Linked DNA regions of Mus musculus: region 1 is linked to region 2. The links are chromatin loops, found by intact Hi-C in ENCODE. Cell type or tissue: gastrocnemius. All regions are shown on one strand. Links, peaks and the distances in the headings refer to the core of each region. The heading gives the core; the rest is flanking DNA.

Evidence for each region. Hi-C counts contacts between places; a loop is a spot of excess contacts. Peaks named below come from ENCODE experiments on the same cell type or tissue, not always from the same donor. Only the 100,000 strongest peaks of a DNase experiment are listed, where the experiment ranks them.
Region 1: it touches region 2 in a loop (2.0-fold over the local background); 4 of 42 quality-filtered maps call a loop at or near these places.

The regions. Positions count from the first base shown.
Region 1 is chr5:108,590,491-108,601,936 of GRCm38, forward strand. It overlaps Gak (cyclin G associated kinase), which reads right to left. Exons shown (of 28, transcript NM_153569.2): 12 at 8,964-9,013; 13 at 8,277-8,425; 14 at 7,371-7,493; 15 at 6,265-6,398; 16 at 1,708-1,902; 17 at 1,160-1,277; 18 at 655-734. Among named protein-coding and RNA genes, the nearest start is that of Gak, 34 kb to the right of the region's middle. In gastrocnemius, for the core only: no CTCF peak of the experiment used is centred there; no DNase peak of the experiment used is centred there.
Region 2 is chr5:108,491,840-108,499,839 of GRCm38, forward strand. Pcgf3 (polycomb group ring finger 3) reads left to right here. Exons shown (of 11, transcript NM_172716.5): 9 at 3,995-4,132; 10 at 7,788-7,868. Among named protein-coding and RNA genes, the nearest start is that of Pcgf3, 35 kb to the left of the region's middle. In gastrocnemius, for the core only: no CTCF peak of the experiment used is centred there; no DNase peak of the experiment used is centred there.

The sequences.
Region 1 (11,446 bases), core at 1,429-9,428, 100 kb after region 2:
TTTACCCAGGGCTGATGAATGTGCTTGATGATGAGGAGAGTCCACCAGCAAGACCCACACAGGTGAATCTGAAAATAGATCATGATGCTTATAGGCGATACCAACAACCTTGAAGTGGTCAGTGATGCCAGCTGTTTACCACAAGCTAGAGCCTATTGCTAGAACCCAATATACAGATTACTATCCCACAAGTCCTGTCACCTAAGGAGTCATTCTTCTGTAGTGTCCTCTCCTATGTTTGTCTATAAAAGCAGACTAAGTTTCTAGAAGGTAGGACCAGAACATTATTTCCCAACACTGTACTGAGCAAAGAAACAAATATAGAGTAAACTTTGCTACACCACTGGTTGGTTATACCACATCCAGACTTAACTGGCTAAATTCTAAAAAATAATAAAAAAAAAAATGCATAAGGTCAGTCCAAAGGCATCATGTACCAAGTGGAAGATAACTTGGGTCCTTCGTAAACTGTGAGGGACAGGAAACACACACAGGCTCAGGGCCCAGGTTCAGCTTTACAATCAGCATCACGTGGTAGGTCTCTCACTTGCTAGCCTTTTTTTTTTTTTTTGACTGACCCATATGCATGTGTTCAGCTAGTGGTTCTGGGTACCTGTCCCTCTCCAACAGCAGCACAGTGCAACACCAACATACTTTGCAAATTTCACAGTGGTTGCGTTTCGAGGCACGAACCCAGTGTGGAACTGGATCTGGAACATTTTCATGGACGCCATCTACAAGAAGACCAGCAGGAGACGCATTCAGAGTGCATACTAACTCTGGATCAGAGTTCTTCCCCAAGAATATGAGCTGCCAGATTGGGTCCAACTAATCTGTCCTTCTCAACAGAATTCAAGGACAGATAGGGTGACACTATCTGGAAGCTGGGCCCTGCCAAATGCTTGGTGTGAGTAGAGAAGATGCCCACATAGGGGCTAGAGCAGCTTGGGCTGAGGCAGGAGAGGTGCCGAGACTAAGTACAGACAGCTCTTTATGAAGATTACAGCTTATGCTCAATGGGGAAATTCTGGACCTTGCAGGCTAAAACTCCCTTTGCCCTGTGAGCACTGACGACTGGCACAAACACTTATGGAACAACAGCTTGTAGCTCACTGGGTCGTAAGGTCAATGCAGAGGCCAAGCACATAGTACCACTCACCTTAGCCTGCAGCCTCCCTCCCAGTGTGGCCCTGGCATGGTAGATGATGATGAGCACGTCTCCTTGAACTGTTACGCCCAGGGGGATGACAGCCTTGCCATCCTCAATTTTAAATTCCCTACAACACATCGAGACATTGGCTTATGTAATTATAAACAAACAAACAAACAAACAAACAAACAAACAGAGAGCTCTAGATGTTACCAAACACTTGAATTCATACCTTCTCTGGATGTTTATGTACCAAGTTATACCAAGAAGCCACTCTTTTTTTTGTTTGTTTGTTGAGACAGGGCTTCTCTATGTAGCCCTAGCTGCCCTGAAACTTGCTCTGGAGAACAGGCTGGTCTCAAACTCAGAGATCCACCTGCCTCTGACTCCTGAGTGTATACACTCTTGTTCATAACTCCTCTTTCACCACCCTCAGCCCAACATGAAATCATTTGTACCTAGCACAGGTCAATCAGAACACAAGGTAGTTTCTGCTTCAGAAGTTTGCAAGTGGACTCAAAACAACAAGGGATGAGAAATCCCAAATCTGTACTCACTTCATTCTGTCATATTCCTGCGACGTGGTGGTGACACGCTCCTCTCCAACGTAGACCTCACAGAACGGTCGGCAGCCATTCCTCTGCTTGCTGAACAGTGGCACGGGGGTCATGACAACAGATTTCACCAGCATTGGCTTGCTATGGGGCGTGATGGGCTCCTCTGCCACCATGTCACATACATATTCAATGTACCTAAGGTAGACATGCACCTGTCACCCAAGCATGTGATAATTCCTCAGGGGACAGAGACATCAGACATTTTTCCTTCTCAAATATAAGTAATGCCATAAATCTCCCTTTGAAGCTTTTAGTTGTTCTTCAAAAATCTGATACCATATTTTTAAATCCCTTGAGATTTTCTTTTTCATCTATGATTGTTTAGAAGAAGTTTCATTTAAAAATATCTAGTGTTTTCTAGATTATGTTAATGATTTCTTGTCTTATTAACCCTTAGGGCTGAGAACATATTTTGCATGTATAATTTCAATATAACTTTTTTTTTTTTTAATTTAGGGGCTGGAGAGATGGCTAAGCAGTTAAGACTACTTGCTGCTCTTTAGAGGACCCAAGTTTAATTCTCACACCCACATCAGACAGCTCACAATGACCTGTATCTCCAGTACACACACACACACACACACACACACACACACACACACAGAGTCGTCAAAAAACAAAACCAAATTTGTTGAGGTTTAACTAATGGTTCAAAATGCTGTTGCTTTGATGTTCCACATGTATTTGAAAGAAGTATATCTTTCAATTTATGGTGAAATATTCTACAGCAGTCAGTCAATGCTATGGAGTCACTGATTTTGTGTGTACTTATTCTACTGACTACTGACAGAAGGATGCTAGGAGTCTATGTCATCATTTTAAGATTCATTTTCATTTTATGTATGCCAGTGTTTGTCTCCATGTATACTAGTCTACACACCACTCACACACCTGGTGCCCTGGGAGACCATAAGACCTGGAGCCCCTGGGACTAGAGCTGTACATAGTTGTGAGCCACCATGTGGATGTTAAGAATTGAACCCAGGTCTTCTCTGCAAGAACAGCAAGTATTCTGAAACACTTAGCCATTTCTCTAGCTTTGCCACATCATATAAATTTTGATTTATTTTAAGACAAAAGCCACATAACCCAGACTGGCCTCAAACTTCTTATATAACTGAAACTGGCTTTGAACTCTTGCTTCTGACTTCCAAGCACTGGGATTACAGATATGTGCCTCTATACCCGGTTGTTTGTTTTGTTTTGTTTTGTTTTATTCTGTTTGTTTTTTGAGCTAGGGTTTTGCTATGCAGTCCAGGTGGTCTTGAACTTACGGTCATTCTACTCCTGCCTTTCCAGTTCTGAGATGCTCAGCTTGAATTTATTTTGAATGATGATAGAGCTGCTCTTACTTTCTTTTGGGGAGTGTTGTAGTAGGACATCTTTGTGTCAGGCTCCCTCCCACCAATTGTGTCTCCTCTGTCAGGGGACAGGGATGAGAATCAGCTATCTTCTTCAACCAACACGGGTGAAGGGATGCAATTCTCCTGTAGACTTGTCTCAGTTGCAGGAGACAGGAAACTGTGGAAGCCACAAACTTAAGTCTGTGTTCACATGATGATTAGCCAAAGGCAAAAGGAATGACGGTATGCACAGATGAGTCTGGAAGTAGAGCCAAAATGAAGGGGAAACAAGCTCTCTTGGATATCAGAGGTTGAATCTTCACCTGACAATGTGGCTGGGCCCCCAAATGCAGCCTGTGACCAGAGTAGGACCTGTTGTTGGTGTGTAGGACAATCCATAGGCCCTACAGCAACAGGGCCACTGATGCAGACTGCTCTCTGTGCTGCTACATACTTATCTCTTCAGTGTCCATATCCTTGTTCTTTGACTGGAGCTCTTAGATTCTTTGTGCTCTCAATGCCAACATGCCATGGACTAAAATTTGTATTTTCTTCTATTCATGTTCTTGGCTTCATTTTTCTTCTTTAATTCACTCTGGCTAAATAAACATTTTTATGCATTCATCTCCTTTCTTCCATTGACTTATTAATCACTGTGCTTAAAACAATCTTCACATCTTGCATGGTGGAACACACCTTTAAGGCTAACATTTGTGAGGCCGAGGCTGAGTGGCAGAAAGCTCTCTAAGATTTTGAGGCCAGTCTGGTCTTCGTAGCAAATTCCAAGCCAGACAAGGTTACATAGAGAGGTTACATGTCTCAAAAAAAAAAAAAAAAAAAAAAAAGATGTGTAGGATCTCTGTGAGTTCAAGGTCAGCCTAGTCTACATGTGAATTCCAGGACAGGCAAGGCAAAGTAGAGAGTAACCTTGTCTCAAACAAACAAACAAACAAACAAACAAACAAACAAACAAACAGGAGGATAGGGAAGGGAAGGGAAGGGAAGGGAAGGGAAGGGAAGGGAAGGGAAGGGAAGGGAAGGGAAGGGAAGGGAAGGGAATTCTTCATTTGTTGGCCAGGGGTTTCTGACAGTCTGTAATTCATGCTTTCCTTTCTTGCAAGTGGCTTCCTTCTCGCTGCCTCAGATTGTCTGTGTTTAGGATATTCAGGATGGAGTAAGAGGATATGCAAGGATTGTTTCTTTTTAGTTCTGCTCCTGTTCTCAGAGATTTCTGGGCCTGTGGCTGTAGCGCTGTGAATCCTGGAGATGCTTATGTATTCAGTGTTTCGTTCTCCACTTAACTTTCCTCTGGTATTCATTTACACAAGATTGGTCATTTGCAACAAACCATTGGTTTCTGATCTTTTGTTAGTTTTCAGGTGAGCAACACCTGGTGATTTGTCTTTCAGATCACTGGTTTACTCCTGATAGTCAGAGTCTACCCAAGAGTCTGAGATTCTCACACTACTACTATGTACACACATCTCAATCTTTGTTTTCCTTGCTAGGGTCTCTGGCAGACTCATCAGCTATTTTAAATTTCTTTCTGAATTCCAATGTACTCTTTGGTTCTGTCTATTTCTCTCAAGACCCAAAGGGCCAGACAATGCATATATTTCCCTCCCCTTGTTTTCTGGAGACTGTGGAGAATAGACATTAAGGCACAGACACTGTTACAATACCCCAAAGCTTTACCCGTGACCACCACAGTATTCTGAGTCTTCTCATATGGTATCCAGCCAAATCTGTCCTGACAGCAAGTGCTTCATCTCCCAGTGACCTTTAGATCTAGGGCAAGTTGATGGCGTGAGGGTCCCAGTTTACAATGGGTTTTAAAGCGGACAGATGTGAAGTTGCCGCAGTAACTGTTAGGACATGAGTGACACTATGTCAGTGTACCTCCACGAGACCCGAGGATTCATGGTAGAGTACCAAAGACACTGTCTTGTTTTTGCTTCACATACTCAGTATCTCTGCTGCTCACACCTCCTGCCCAGTAGGACCCAACATGTGGAAAACAGCTAAGAGCTCAATTGCTGAAATCCTTCCAGCCACCCCTAGCAGAGGCTAGAATGGGGACACAGATGCAAAGCCACTCTCATGTGACCTGAGAAACACACCTCCATCATGACTCTACCAACCAGGCAGTAAGCAACTAAGGTGGGTCCCATTCATAAGAGAATTGTGCACATCGGAAAGAGTACTAATTACTCCCATTGACAAATATGGAGCCCCTTACTGGCTCGGACCTTTGCCTCATCCATATTGGCTTGTTGTTTGATGTTCCACCCACCCACTTTCTTAGAGAGGAGGTTGATCCATGTTTTTCCAAGTACTCATTAAGACAGAGGGAGTTTATGATGGATGGACAGTGCCTCTCCAGACCTGGACTTCCAAATGAAAGTCTTGCTCTAGGGAAATAGGAAATACATGAATGGACATAGCTGGTAAATGTGGTAGTCCCATAGTGAATGGACAAGGGACAAAGCTAGGCAGAGCCGCATTAATTTGCTTCTTAACCAGACATGACAGCTCATATCTATAATATCAGCACTAGGGCATTGGCCTAAGTTTGAGACCAGTTTAGCCTACACTGTGAGTTCTAGGCCAGGCTAAGCTTCAGGTTGGATTCCTGTGTCAAAAAAGACAAAAGGAAAAATAAAAGAAATTGATTTCTTTACACTGCAGGTGAATGACCTACTTATGGCAACAGGAATGTCTGAGTGAGTCTTATATGCAATTTTGTGACCGCAGGGAAGCAGGGTAATAACACTTCACATTTGAAAGTGTGAAGGTTCACGGTGCATTACCAAGTAACCTCCCAAGTCCACATACGTTTAGATCCCACAGAACAAGTGGGCACGTAAAGTTCACACATTTACTGGAGCATCCGGTACCCAAGCCCTCAACAGGAGGCTGCCACCACAAGTCAGAAGCCACCACAGCTTCAGAGTTTCAGCTGAATGCCAACTATGGCTTGTACTTGTTAGGCACCTGTGGGCACAGGTCTGAGGATGAGCTGGAAAGCACAGTGATACTAACTTGGCCTTCAGCAAACTAGACCTGACTGCAGGTCCGACACCGTGAAGGCAGCAGCACTTCAGGGCCAGAAGAGCTGTGGGCATCATTGACCCCAGCAAGGGTCACCTGGTACCTTTTGTGGGATGGCCAAATGCCTGGTGGGCAGCGCTTCATGCTGAACATGTACACAGCAGCCTCTGCAGTGCTGAAGAGACGGCAGAAGCACAGGAATGCACAGACTGCCACAGCAGATGCAGCTCTCCCATCCTACAGTGAAGAAACACTTCTTTTACATATAGGCCCATACACAGAAAGGATGAGGACTCACAACAGCTCCTATAAACCTAACTATCTGTGTGGCTAAGGGAAGGATCTAATGCCAGGCTTATTTAGGATACATTTAGGAACATATATAAATGTGCTTCATGCAATGAGAATTCAGAGCCCAGAAGATAATAAAGAGTCATTAGCAAAGTACACAGGTCAACCTCCCACTCAGTTTCAAGTTGGCCTTCTAGCCTCACCATGTTCAATCCCTTCCCGAGACCTCTTATCATCTTCTTTCTCTACACTTGTGTTACTGAGAACTGAGCCTAGGACCTCTTACATGCTATCTAAGTGCTGTACTCCCAATGCTCTTTCACTTAGTAAGAGTCAGGCTCTTACTACGTTGTTTAGGCTGACGTTTACCTTGTGATCCTTCCGCCTCAGCTTCCCAAGTAGCTGAGATTACCGGCCAATATTACCAGGCCCATCGTACTCATAATTACAGTTGTGCCAGATGTGGTAGTACATGCCATTAACTCCAGCACTTGGAAAACTGAGGCAGATGAATCTCTGTGGGTTAGAGGCCAGCCTGATCTACATAGTGAGTTCCAGAAAAGCCAGACCATATCTCAAAAAAATCAAAATCAAAACACAGTTGCAGTAAAGCAGAGCTGAGCCCTGAGTGTACTTCCTGTTGGATGTCACACTGTGTGCAAGGTATCCAAGTCTTTCTCCCTCATTATGTAGTTAGGAAAACTTAAGGTAAAAATTCCAAGATTCTGGAAATGCTGGATGTGCTGCTTGGATCACCAGAAAAGAGCCCTTATGAGTGCTACTCATCCCATAGAAGTAGGAACCACCAGGGAGGGGTCTGTGTCCATCAAGCCCAAAGCTCCAAGCACAGAGGTCTTCCCCCATTATACCCAGGACCAATGTTGCTTTGGTTCAGTATATGCATCTAACACAACTCACCATGCAATGCACAACACAGACGTTCCTGTGGTCTTCCCGGAGCCAGGCATGCATGCTCCTACATAGAGTATACAAACTGTGGAGATGTGGTGCCCGTCTGACTGCCCAGCCACACTCAGTGACCTGTAGGGGAAAAAGTCCACTCAGCTAAGTTTCTGCACAGTCCCAGGGAACCTGGCTGGCATATCCACAGGGTCACTTTGTCTTTGCCTACAACACTGTTCATTTTAAAAACAATTTTCTTTTTAACCTCTGTGTGCCCATGTATATGCATACACACAAGTGCCACAGAGCATATGCATGTGGAGGACAGAGGGAAACTAATAAAGAGTTGATTCTCTCCTTCCACCACTATGTGAGCCTGACAGAATGAACTTGGTTGTCAGGCTTGACAGCAGATACCTTTAGCCTCCCCCTCTTCCCGTCCCCATATAATTGTCCTTTTTGCCTGATTCTATAAATGTGGTGGCCTGAAACTCTGAGCATCTTCCTCAGCTGGGGTTCTCATTTGACATCCCTCTTAGCTAGGAGTGACCTGTGCCATAGGAGTGTTTCACTGATGCTGCACAAAGAACTACCTTTTCCTGTGCCAAGGGGAGAAAGACACCCTAGTTTCTTGGGAAGCAAAACTCTTCTCAAGGTTTCTCTCTCTCTTTCTGTGTGTGTGTGTGTGTGTGTGTGCGCGCGCATACGCATGCACACATAGTGTAACATTTCCTTTAAACTCTGGGATATCTCCACCCCTGGCCACACCTCGAGCCCTAGCCTCTCTGGCAGCTGCTATGGTCAGCTCCCTGCAGTCGCCTGGCACTGTCCACATCAGCCTAGTGCAGCTCCATCACTTAAAACTGTACTTAAGTGGGGAAAATGGCTCAAATCATAAAAGAAGAGTTCAAGGCCACTTACCCGGTTGTGAAACTTGGAAGCCCGGTATATCCTTGGAGAAAGGTTGTAGACAGCATAATGTCCTGGATGCTTAGCATCCAGAAACATTCGCACATCCTCTATATTGTTTTTGATTGCAGACTCCACACCTTCTGCTGGGAATGACATCACTGAAACAAAGCAGGCCAAAGTTAGACACTAGGGGATTGCCCTCTTGGGCTGGGCTCACCTCCCAGCCAGGTAGCTGGCCAAACATAGGCTCTTCTCATCCTCTTAAAGTCTCCCATCCTATGTAGTGGGATGTATATAAACTACAGTATGAGAAACATTACAAAGTTAACTACAGATGTCTGGGAGAGCTTTCCCAGTTACCTGATATACACCATGGTCTTTAGGAACACCAGCTTTTCTCATTATAGTTTGCCTAGACTATCTCGTTTTAAATGTATATGGTCCTACCATTACTCTCTCTGTATCCTCAGAGTTCCAGTCATGCCAGAAGCTGACACTGGCCTTGTCTTTTTCACTGACCAGGAAATATGCTCAATATATGTAACCTACCCTCCACTCTTGGGGTAATTCTCCAGGTCAAACCTCAGATGGATCCATGGCTATCAAAGAAGCTAAAGAGGCACCTTGCACCTTGGCTACTTCCACTGATCCTTTGTCTACATCCCCTACAGATGTCTATCATCCAATTAGACATACCTGCAATCCTGGATGTGATGTAAGATATGTCCAGATCACCCTTTGCATAGCTGGAATAGAAAGAACACTCAATTGGAATGGAATTGAATGGAATGGAACACTTAGCTATAAAAACTTTAAGAAGAGCCTATGTCCTAGAATACTGAGGCAACCTTGCTTACAGGTTGTATCCTCTAAGTAGTGTGCATGTGCATGTCTTGTGTAAGACTGCTGTGTAAGCTGACAACCAATGAAAAGTGGAATAAAAGCAGAAGAGAGCAGCCCATGGAAAAGCTCCGGCCATCTTTTGCTTTCTGAAGTGTTCTCCAAGGCAAAAACATTGAGGGCTGATCCTGACCAAATAGTAACTGAAGCAGAACAGTAAGTAGCATCAACCATTGGTCCCACTGCTCCAGGGGACTGGATAGGAACATAAGAGAGCACACCCTGTGCCCTATGAAGATCCGAAAGGAGACAGAAGACACTGCTGGAGGGGAAAAAAAAAAGACATCCCAAATGACCAAGATATATTACTGCTCATGGCCACCAAAAAGTCTTAGAAACCAATCCCCTAAGTTGGTTTACACAACTGAAAAAAATATAGATCAAAATCTAACTAATTTTGCAAGAACTTGGCAAACTTATTCAACAATTCCTCTCAAAAAACCAGTTATGCCAGAACAGCCACGTTTCCTTGGAAAGGAGGGAGGTGGGGGTGGGGGGTGAACATTGTTGCCTAAGTATTTTGAGTACTACACTATAGCTGGGCAGTGAGGTCAGACAGGAAAGTCAGAGACAGAGCTGAGGTAGGCACACTTGGCATCAGCAGAGTCACCATGGGGCCATTACAGAGAGCCAGGTGGAAAAAAGAACAGACATACACTATACATTCACTGAAGTAAAATCTGATTAAGGCAATCTTAACACCTTAAAATGTCATTTGAACCTATTTAAGTCAGGTTCACTTCGGTTACACAGGACTCCCTGAGACATAAACCAGGACGTACTAAAATGCAGCTTTATCTGGTGCTAACATTTCTGTGGCGAAAGGCAGTTAAACAGACAAGCCACAGATCAGAACTAACTAGTTCTAATCTATTTCTTCACAAAAACAATTAATAACCCAGTAGTATCCAAGATACCAGATATCAGTGATATTTGTCTTTAACTCTGAAGGTAGAGACAGATTTCAGACCAAGGCCAGCCTTGTCTACATAGTGACTTTCCAATCAATCAGGGCCATAAAGGTAAAGAGTGCAGGCTGCAAATATGCAGCAAATGGTGGCATGAAAAGAACCTAGCTGTCCCTCAAGGAAGACAAGTGTGCCCAGCATCAGGTCAGGTATAGGAAAGCAAACCTAAGACACTTGGTACACAATGGGTACTGAGTATCACTTAGGGCTCTACACAGTATACTTTAACCTCTAACCCACTTAAGAAAAATCCAGGGACCCTGACAGTTCATCTCTGGGCACAGGTTCAAGGGTATACAAATTAGAGTTGTACTCAGCACAGACAAGAGTAGCCCAGACCGTGGCTTCTAGGACATGAAGCAGCTTCAGGCAACCAAGACAACCTGAAGCGATCAGTTCTGCCACCTGTCACCAAACTTGGGCACCTTCATTGATATAGTCAAACAATGATGTGTTTGCTGCTACATGTAAGTCCATTTAATAAACATAGGAGTTTATGGAACTCTTATCAGCCATGTCTACTCTGTAATCCACAGGCTATATGCAGCCTCAAAGATAGTTATGCATAAAGCTCGACACAAAAATCATAAACTTACTTAAAACATCACGAGTTGCTTCAGTTTTAAAGTTTATTATAGACTAATAGTTGTAAGAAAGAGGGCCATGCCATTTGAGTTAGGCATGGAGGTCAGGAACATGGCAGACAAGCAGGCATATGGTGGGAAGTGAAGCCTTTGAGAAAGTGAAAAAAGCCCAAAGTACTACAGAAAGCTTTGGAAAACATCTGAAAGTAGGAAAGAAGGAAAAGTTATGCCTAAGTCTATATTCAGAAAGATGGGCAGACCCAAGAGAACCAAAGGGTGACACTGGAGTAACTGCCTCACTAGACCTTTTGCAATGTGGACTAAATAACTATTAGATTATTGGCTTTTCTGTCATGAGACAGTCAACACCGGACTATCTGGACTATAGCCTGTAAATCAATCTAATAAATAAATAAATATATAAATACATAATATATATTCATATATATATAAATACATAATATATATTCTATCAGTTCTATTCCTTTAAAGAACCCTAACACAGAGATCATATCACAATATCAAAAGTTTGGACATGCCTAGTGGTTTAAGCATATATTCCACACAGAAGGCACATGCATATGCATGTTCACATATCTGTATTTCCAAAATGTAGCACATTCATGTGCACTCCTCCATTGGCACAGGCACAAATATACAACTGCTAAGGTTACAAACATAAAACCAACAACAACAAAAAAGGGAAGGATGTTTCACCAACCAAAGG
Region 2 (8,000 bases), core at 1-8,000:
CTCCCCTGGCTTGCTCAGCCTGCTCTCTTATAGAACCAAGACTACCAGCCCTGAGATGGTCCCACCCACAAGGGGCCTTTCCCCCTTGATCACTAATTGAGAAAATGCCTTACAGTTGGATCTCATGGAGGCATTTCCTCAACTGAAGCTCCTTTCTCTGTGATAACTCCAGCTGTGCCAAGTTGACACAAAACTAGCCAGTACAATTGACCCCTTGTCAACTTGACACACAAAAACATCACTAGTAAGCCTCAACCCTTACAATCTTATTCATCCCCATTCTAAATAACTTTAAAAGTCCCACAGTCTTTACATATTCTTAAATTTTCAATCTCTTTAAAATATCCATCTCTTTTAAAATTCAAAGTCTTTTTACAATTAAAAGTCTCTTAACTGTGGGCTCCACTAAAACAGTTTCTTCCTTCAAGAGGGAAAATATCAGGGCACAGTCACAATCAAAAGCAAAAGTCAATCTCCAACCGTCCAATGTCTGGGATCCAACTTACGATCTTCTGGGCTCCTCCAAGGGCTTGGGTCACTTCTCCAGCCAGGCCCTTTGTAGCACAGGCGTCATCCTCTAGGCTCAAGATGCCTGTACTTCACTGCTGCTGCTCTTGGTGGTCATCTCATGGTACTGGCATCTCCAAAACACTGCATGACCCCTTCAGTCCTGGGCCATCAATTGCAACTGAGGCTGCACTTTCACCAATGGCCTTCCATGGCCTCTCACAGTGCCAAGCCTCAGCTGCTCTGCTCAACTCCTTCATGCCTTCAAAACCAGTACCACCTGGGTGACCCTTACATATTACCAAGTCCTGCTGCAGCAGGGGTACAACCTTGGACATCTCTGGAACACAGCCTCTTTGTGCTTTCAGAAAACACTTCCCAGAAGATGTCACCTCAATGATGCTGGTCTCTTCTTAATCACCGCTAATTTCTTAGCTCCAGCTAACCAGCATCAATAGTCCCAGTAATGCAAAGTTTTTGCTTTGGTAGTTCTGGTATCTTGTTAATCACAGCTGATTCTTCAGCCCCAGCTAACCAGAACTACAGAATCTTCACATTCAAAACAGCAATGGCCCTGAAAAGAGTCTTTAATTTTCCCTCTGAAATTTCACAAACCAGACCTCCATCTTCTGCAGTGTTCTCAACATTATCTTCCAAGCTCCTACACAACATCCGACAGAGCTCTTAACAACTGATGGTTCTTCAAGCCCAAAGTTCCAAAGTCCTTCCACAGTCCTCCCCAAAACATGGTCAGGTTGTCGCAGGAATACCCCACACTGCTGGTACCAATTTGTCTTAGTCAGGGTTTCTATTCCTGCACAAACATCATGACCAAGAAGCAAGTTGGGGAGGAAAGGGTTTATTCAGCTTACACTTCCATACTGCTGTTCATCACCAAGGAAGTCAGGACTGGAACTCAAGCAGGTCAGGAAGCAGGAGCTGATGCAGAGGCCATGGAGGGATGTTCTTTACTGGCTTGCCTCCCCTGGCTTGCTCAGCCTGCTCTCTTATAGAACCAAGACTACCAGCCCTGAGATGGTCCCACCCACAAGGGGCCTTTCCCCCTTGATCACTAATTGAGAAAATGCCTTACAGTTGGATCTCATGGAGGCATTTCCTCAACTGAAGCTCCTTTCTCTGTGATAACTCCAGCTGTGCCAAGTTGACACAAAACTAGCCAGTACACTCCCCAAGCTCTGTACAATGTTTGACCATGGTGTCTGCATCTGTTTCAGTTGGCTGCTGAGTGGATGTTCTCAGAGGACAGTTATGCTAGATTCCTGTCTACAAGTATAACAAAATATCATTATTAGTGTCAGGTTCTTGCCCACAGGATGGTTCTCAAGTTGAGCCAGTCATTGGTTGGTTATTCCCTCAGTCTTTGTCCCTGCAATTCTTGTAGGAAGGACAAATTTTTGGTCAAAGGTTTTGTGGATTGGCTAGTGTCCTTATCCCTCCACTGGGAATCCTGACTGGCTACAGGAAGTCAAACTGCATATCCCCTACTGCTAATGAAAAATATCACATAAACATTAAAAGCTTGTACTCCTTGCACTCAGGAGGCAGAGGCAGGTGGATCTCTGTGAGTGTGAAGCCAGTCTGGTCTACATAATGAGTTCCAAGACAGCCAGAGCTGTATACATATTAAGTCAGTCAGTCTCTCTGTCTGTCTGTCTGTCTGTCTGTCTCTCTCTCTCTCTTTCATAGCTACTAGAAAAGGCAGAGGCAGGCAGACCTCTGTGAGTTCAAGAGCAGCCTGGTTGTACATAGTTCCAGACCAACCAGAGCTATACGTAATGAAACTATCTCAAGAAGGAAGGAAGGAGAGAGGAAAGAAAATTTGAAACCTAAGAAAGCTGAGGATGTAGTTCAATGGTAGAACGCTTGCTTAGCATGCACAAGGCCCTACATTTCACACACTCTCTCTGTGTCTTGGTTTCATCTCGACTCGTGTCTTCTCTTCCTCCTCTTCTCTCCCTCCTCCCTCTCTTTCTCTTTTTCTTTTTTTCTCTCTCTGTACCAAAAAGGAAGGAAGGAAAAGAAAAGACCCAATGAAAAGACAAGCTGCCTAGCCTCCTGTATATGTTCCTGGTCTGTGCCCTCTGAATTCCCTGCTAGCTTAGGTAGGAGAGGAGCATCTACTGGCATTCAATGACAGAAAGGTCTTTACCTCTCTGGGACCACAGCTAGGCAAATCCTGACCACTCTGAGCCATGGGTTGACTCTAGCTCTGAGCAATTACTTGGGGGAATTGTCCCTAATCTAGATCTCTAATGCAAGTCTGGCTATGTGTTCCCCACATACTTTGCTGTTTGAAATTCTCTGGGTTATTTCTGCTCCAGCAGTCTGGCATCCTGGGGAGGCATTTCACTCTGGAACATAACTGCTGGTCCATCACGACTGATGGATCCTTCCTTCTCTATCTGCACTCCTTTTCTCTCCCCTCTCCTCCACCCCTGGACCCTACCTTCAACCCCCATTCTGGGAACTCAAACTCCACCTCTCTCTATTCCCCCCAGGAATTGGATGTCACCAGTTTTATTTAACCAGTAGTTTAAAATTGCGAGGTGAGGGTTACACAATAAAGACAGGTATATGTGAGGATCTGCTAGTCTTGGAGCAACCAGACCTTGGGGTACAGAATTTGGTGATGGAATACCAGCATCAGCAGACCAACCCCTATAGTAATTTCCTTAAGTGATATTTGAGAAAGGTTTTTGTCTTGAGCTAAGACTAATCTTCAGTTTCAGGCACCCATGGTGTTTATAGCTTCAGTGAATGTGTTTGCTGTTTTTAGAAGTTATGTTGTGTTTTTATGCCTATATAATGTTTTTTACTCAGTAACTTATGTTTAATTTTTACCTTTGTATCTACTGGGATCTTATGATACACATCTTGGTGAATTTCCTTTTTAATTCTTGTACCTGAATTTTGAGAAGCTTGAATGAACCTGTGTTAGAGGAGGGGCTTTCTCTGCAGTCCTAAGATAAAGCTTTGTCTCTCTGAAGCAGATTCCCATTTGCATTGCCCTTGACCTGTCTGATTCAACACTTAACTCCACATGTAGGTTTCTACCCCACACCATTACTCTGACCCTGAGCATTGGCACCCACAGAGCACCCTCGTGGTATCAAGCCTTCTGGGTCAAGAGCACTCCTCTGATTCCTTCACACACCTTGCTCAGTACAGGACTTGTCTGGACAAGGGCAGCCATTTGAGAACATGAGGGGACTCAGTGCCCTTGGCAAATACAGATACATAACTCTCAGAATGACCTACTAGTTAAGAAGATGAAAATTGACAGTCTAGCGTGTTTCTAAGCTTTACAAAGACTTTGAGGAGGTTTTCAAGAAGGTGTAAAATAACTGTGGTAAAACTTTTTGTACAGTGTTGTTCTGCAGACCAGTACTCATAGATGTAGGAGCTAGTGCTCATCCAGGAAAAGTCTGAGAGTGGCGGTCCTGACCTCTGACCTTTTCTCTTCTAGGTAAGCATCTGTCTGGAATGCAACAGCAGCAAACTACGTGGCCTCAAGCGGAAGTGGATCAGATGCTCAGCCCAAGCAACTGTGCTGCACCTGAAAAAATTTATCGCCAAGAAGCTTAACCTCTCCTCCTTTAATGAGGTAGCCATCATCCAAAGAGCTGGGGTAGATCATTCTTGCCTGTCTTGTTTATTAGAATGACAACACCACACACACACACACACCTTCTTTTTAACAGCCTTGTTCAAGGGTTGTTTTGTTTTTTAATTTTTAATTAACGTGTGTGTGTGTGTGTGTGTGTGTGTGTGTAAATGTGCAGTGATGCTTGCATGAAGATCAGAAGACAGCTTGCAAAAGTGAGTCGTCTCCCTCCACTGTGAGGATCCTGGCCATTAAGCTCAAAGGTTGGCAGGCTTGGTAACAAAGGACTCACTGAGCCATCTTGCTGGCCCCTTGTTTGGAAATTTGTTTTTATTATATATATTATATATACATATATATACATATACACATATATATATATACATACATACACACACACACATATATACATACATACATATACACACACACACATATATATATACATACATACACACACACACACATATATATATATGAATGTTTTACCCACATGTATGTATACCATGTGCATACCAGGTGCCCATAGAGGTGAAAAGAGAGCATCAGACCCCCTGGAACTGAAGTTACAGACACTTTGTTAGGCACCATGTGGGTGTAGGGTTAGGTGCTCCTAATCACTAAGCCATCCTTCTAGTCCCAGAAATGTGTGTTTAAATTTAATAATGAGTGGGTGGATGAGTGAATGAGAGATGGATATGACACTTAGAGGTTAAATTAATAACTGAAAATAAAGTAAACCAGAGACCCATAGCTTATTGTTGGGGCTCGAGGCACAGTCTTATGAGCACGTGTTCAGAAATTCAGACTGTGTAGCATTTGGTCAAAAACATAAGCAGGAGCTGATCCTGCTAAATCAAGGAAGGGTCAGCGATTTGAAGTGTTGCCTCAAAAGAGTTCTGAGGCTTTCTGGAAAAGGACTTGCAGGGCACATAAACCCTTGTTAAAACAAGACAAAGCCGGGCGGTGGTGGCACACGCCTTTAATCCCAGCACTTGGGAGGCAGAGGCAGGCGGATTTCTGAGTTCGAGGCCAGCCTGGTCTACAAAGTGAGTTCCAGGACAGCCCGGGCTCTACAGAGAAACCCTGTATAAAAAAAAAAAAAACAAAAAACCCCAAAACAAGACAAGCGCCAGTATGTTGCGGCAGGTGCATGTGAGTGGTGATTAGATAATTTGGAGAGTGGTATATAAAGCTGTGTTAGCCATTGAACCAGTATCCCAGCTGGAGCCTATGGGTATGACCCACGGGAAGAGGGTCTTGGCAGATTGTAACATCTTAGATTGTCTGCCAAACCTAAGCCCCATGAGAAGAATCCTGTATTAGTATATTAGCAATAGAGGAACATTTTAGATATAGATTTGGGGGAAGCTGGATAAGAAATAACAGAAGCAGAGTGATCTGATCACAAGCCCCAAGAAATCATGGGGCAAGAGGATCTTGTTATAGTCAGTATCCTCCAGATCCATGTGCTGAAAACTCCATTTCAGCCCAATGGTACTGGGAGGCAGAACCTTGGGGAAACGTTTAAATCACGACCTGTACCGGGGAATCTCTCTTCTGCTCTTATAACGTGCACTGACAACAAGTACCTACACTATGGCCAGCCTTCCAGCCTATAGCACACACTAACTAACTGTTAGATCAGTTATATTAACTATTAATTCACTCATATTAATATATGTTAATGTCTTATGTTAACTGTTCATCAGTCGCCCAATCTATGCTATTTGATTATAGCCACACTGCAAGACATTCCTGGCAGTCCTGCCACAGTGCTCTCTCAGAGCTGTGTATCAGACCCAGGAACCAGGGTTTTAGACTGTCAAGGGGCCCATGCTCAGCCCTGAGCCAACCACACGAGTGGCTGGGGAGGAGGTGGAAGACACAGAATGAAGACATGACTTTATACTAGCTACCAGGAGCCCACAGGAAAAAGCAAGTCTGGATTTTGTTTATTTGGGAAATAAGGTAGAGGGGGAGATGGGAAGGTCATTAGGAGCCTTGGATTGTGTGAAGGTATAAGTGTCCATCTTGACTTGAAGTGGCTTCTAGGCACTGTGCAGAGCTAGAGACATCAGGAAGTTCAAGGGGAGACTGCCTTCCACATGCAGGAACATTCTCCATGGGGACCAACAAGAAATGTGGCATTTTCATTGCAGGTGGATCTCACACTGCTCTCAGAGCTCTGCAGTCCCTATGTGTGTGACATGTGGGAGCATTGTCATAGACACTGAACACTAAGGGCCAGTCCTGAGAGCTGCTGTAGTGTGAGGACATCATGCCTTGCTGGGCACAGTAGCTTATAAGCAGCCTGTGTATCACACAGTAAACACCATTTGGTGAAGATGACAGCAGACAGTTGAGCTTCACGGACCCAGAGGCTGCTTTTCTACTTATCACTCTCTCAACAAGAAACACACTCTTAAGTGGTTGTGAGAACAACATTTGTCCCCTGCCTAGGGAGATAATAAGACCACTGGAGTCATTACTTCACACACTCATGGAAATACAAATTTAAAGTAACAGTGAGACATCACCATGCACCTCCTCAAGCACCCATGTGCACACTGTATAATGGAGGGCCAGTGCTGGTCAGATGAGCCTGGAACATGGAGGGCCAGTGCTGGTCAGATGAGCCTGGAACATGGAGGGCCAGTGCTGGTCAGATGAGCCTGTAAGCACTAGGCTTCAGACAAGAAGACACAGAACCATGACTAGGTGCAATTAGGAATAGGCCATTGTCAGGAAGATGACAGCCAAACCCCTCAGAGGCTGAAGCACCGGAGACATCATTTACATGCTATAACAGTCTAGTCTCAATCGAGCATGTGCTGTGTAAGATGAGGGTGAGGGAACCTTAAACTGCCGTGTAGTAAAGTCTGTTAAATAAGTGAGAAAAAGTCTAAGGGCACATTTCCCCCACTGCATTAAGAACAGGATGGCCAGGGGTAAGAGATAGTAGGTGGGGTTGCACTGTGAAACCCAGGATGGTGTAGGCCAGCGAGTGTACAGTGTACATCAGTCCCTGCAGTTGTATGTAAAGAAAGCCCTGTATGCTCTGTGCAGATAAGGTCCTGTGTGCTATGTTGGACCAGGATGTGTTCTGCGTGTTAAGAGAAACTGTCTTATGACTTCTTTGTTGTGCCATCCCACATTTCTGTCTGGATAACATGGAGTCATTGCTATGACTGGCCAAATTGTTGATGATAGGCCCTTCAAGGGTCAGTAGATGAACATACAGACTTACTTCTTAGGGAGGACAGTGACTTAAAGTACAGGAAGTGGGGACCCAGGGAGGGGGCTCACACATAATGTCTCCAGAACTTCATTAGAGAAACCCAGAACCAGGGTAGGGACAGGGCAGGTATCAGTGATGCCCTGAGCAACCAGGTTAAGTCTCTTCAGACCACTGCAACACAGCTATGAAGTATGCTACTGCCTTTGACCTCTGAAGAAATTTTGGGTTTAACAGAAATGCTCTTTCTGTTATAATTTGTGCTTGCAGCTGGATGATGCAGTTAATGAGTAAGCAGACAGCCTATGTTCTCACATGACTGGGGAGGGGTTTGTTTCAGAGTATTGTTTGTATTATTACTCTCAGCCTCAGGTGAAAGGTTGAACGTGCACCTAATCAAAGCCTCTCTCCCACCAGCTGGACATTTTATGCAATGAGGAGATCCTGGGCAAGGACCACACTCTCAAGTTCGTGGTTGTTACAAGATGGAGATTCAAGGTGAGACTGGGTGGTTCTTTTGAATACCAGAGTTTTAGATAGACTCTTGATCCTTACTTGCTGTACATGTCTTTTATTTGCAGACATTGCTGTGGAACAGCTGTCTTTCTGGATCCACCCACCCAGCCAGGG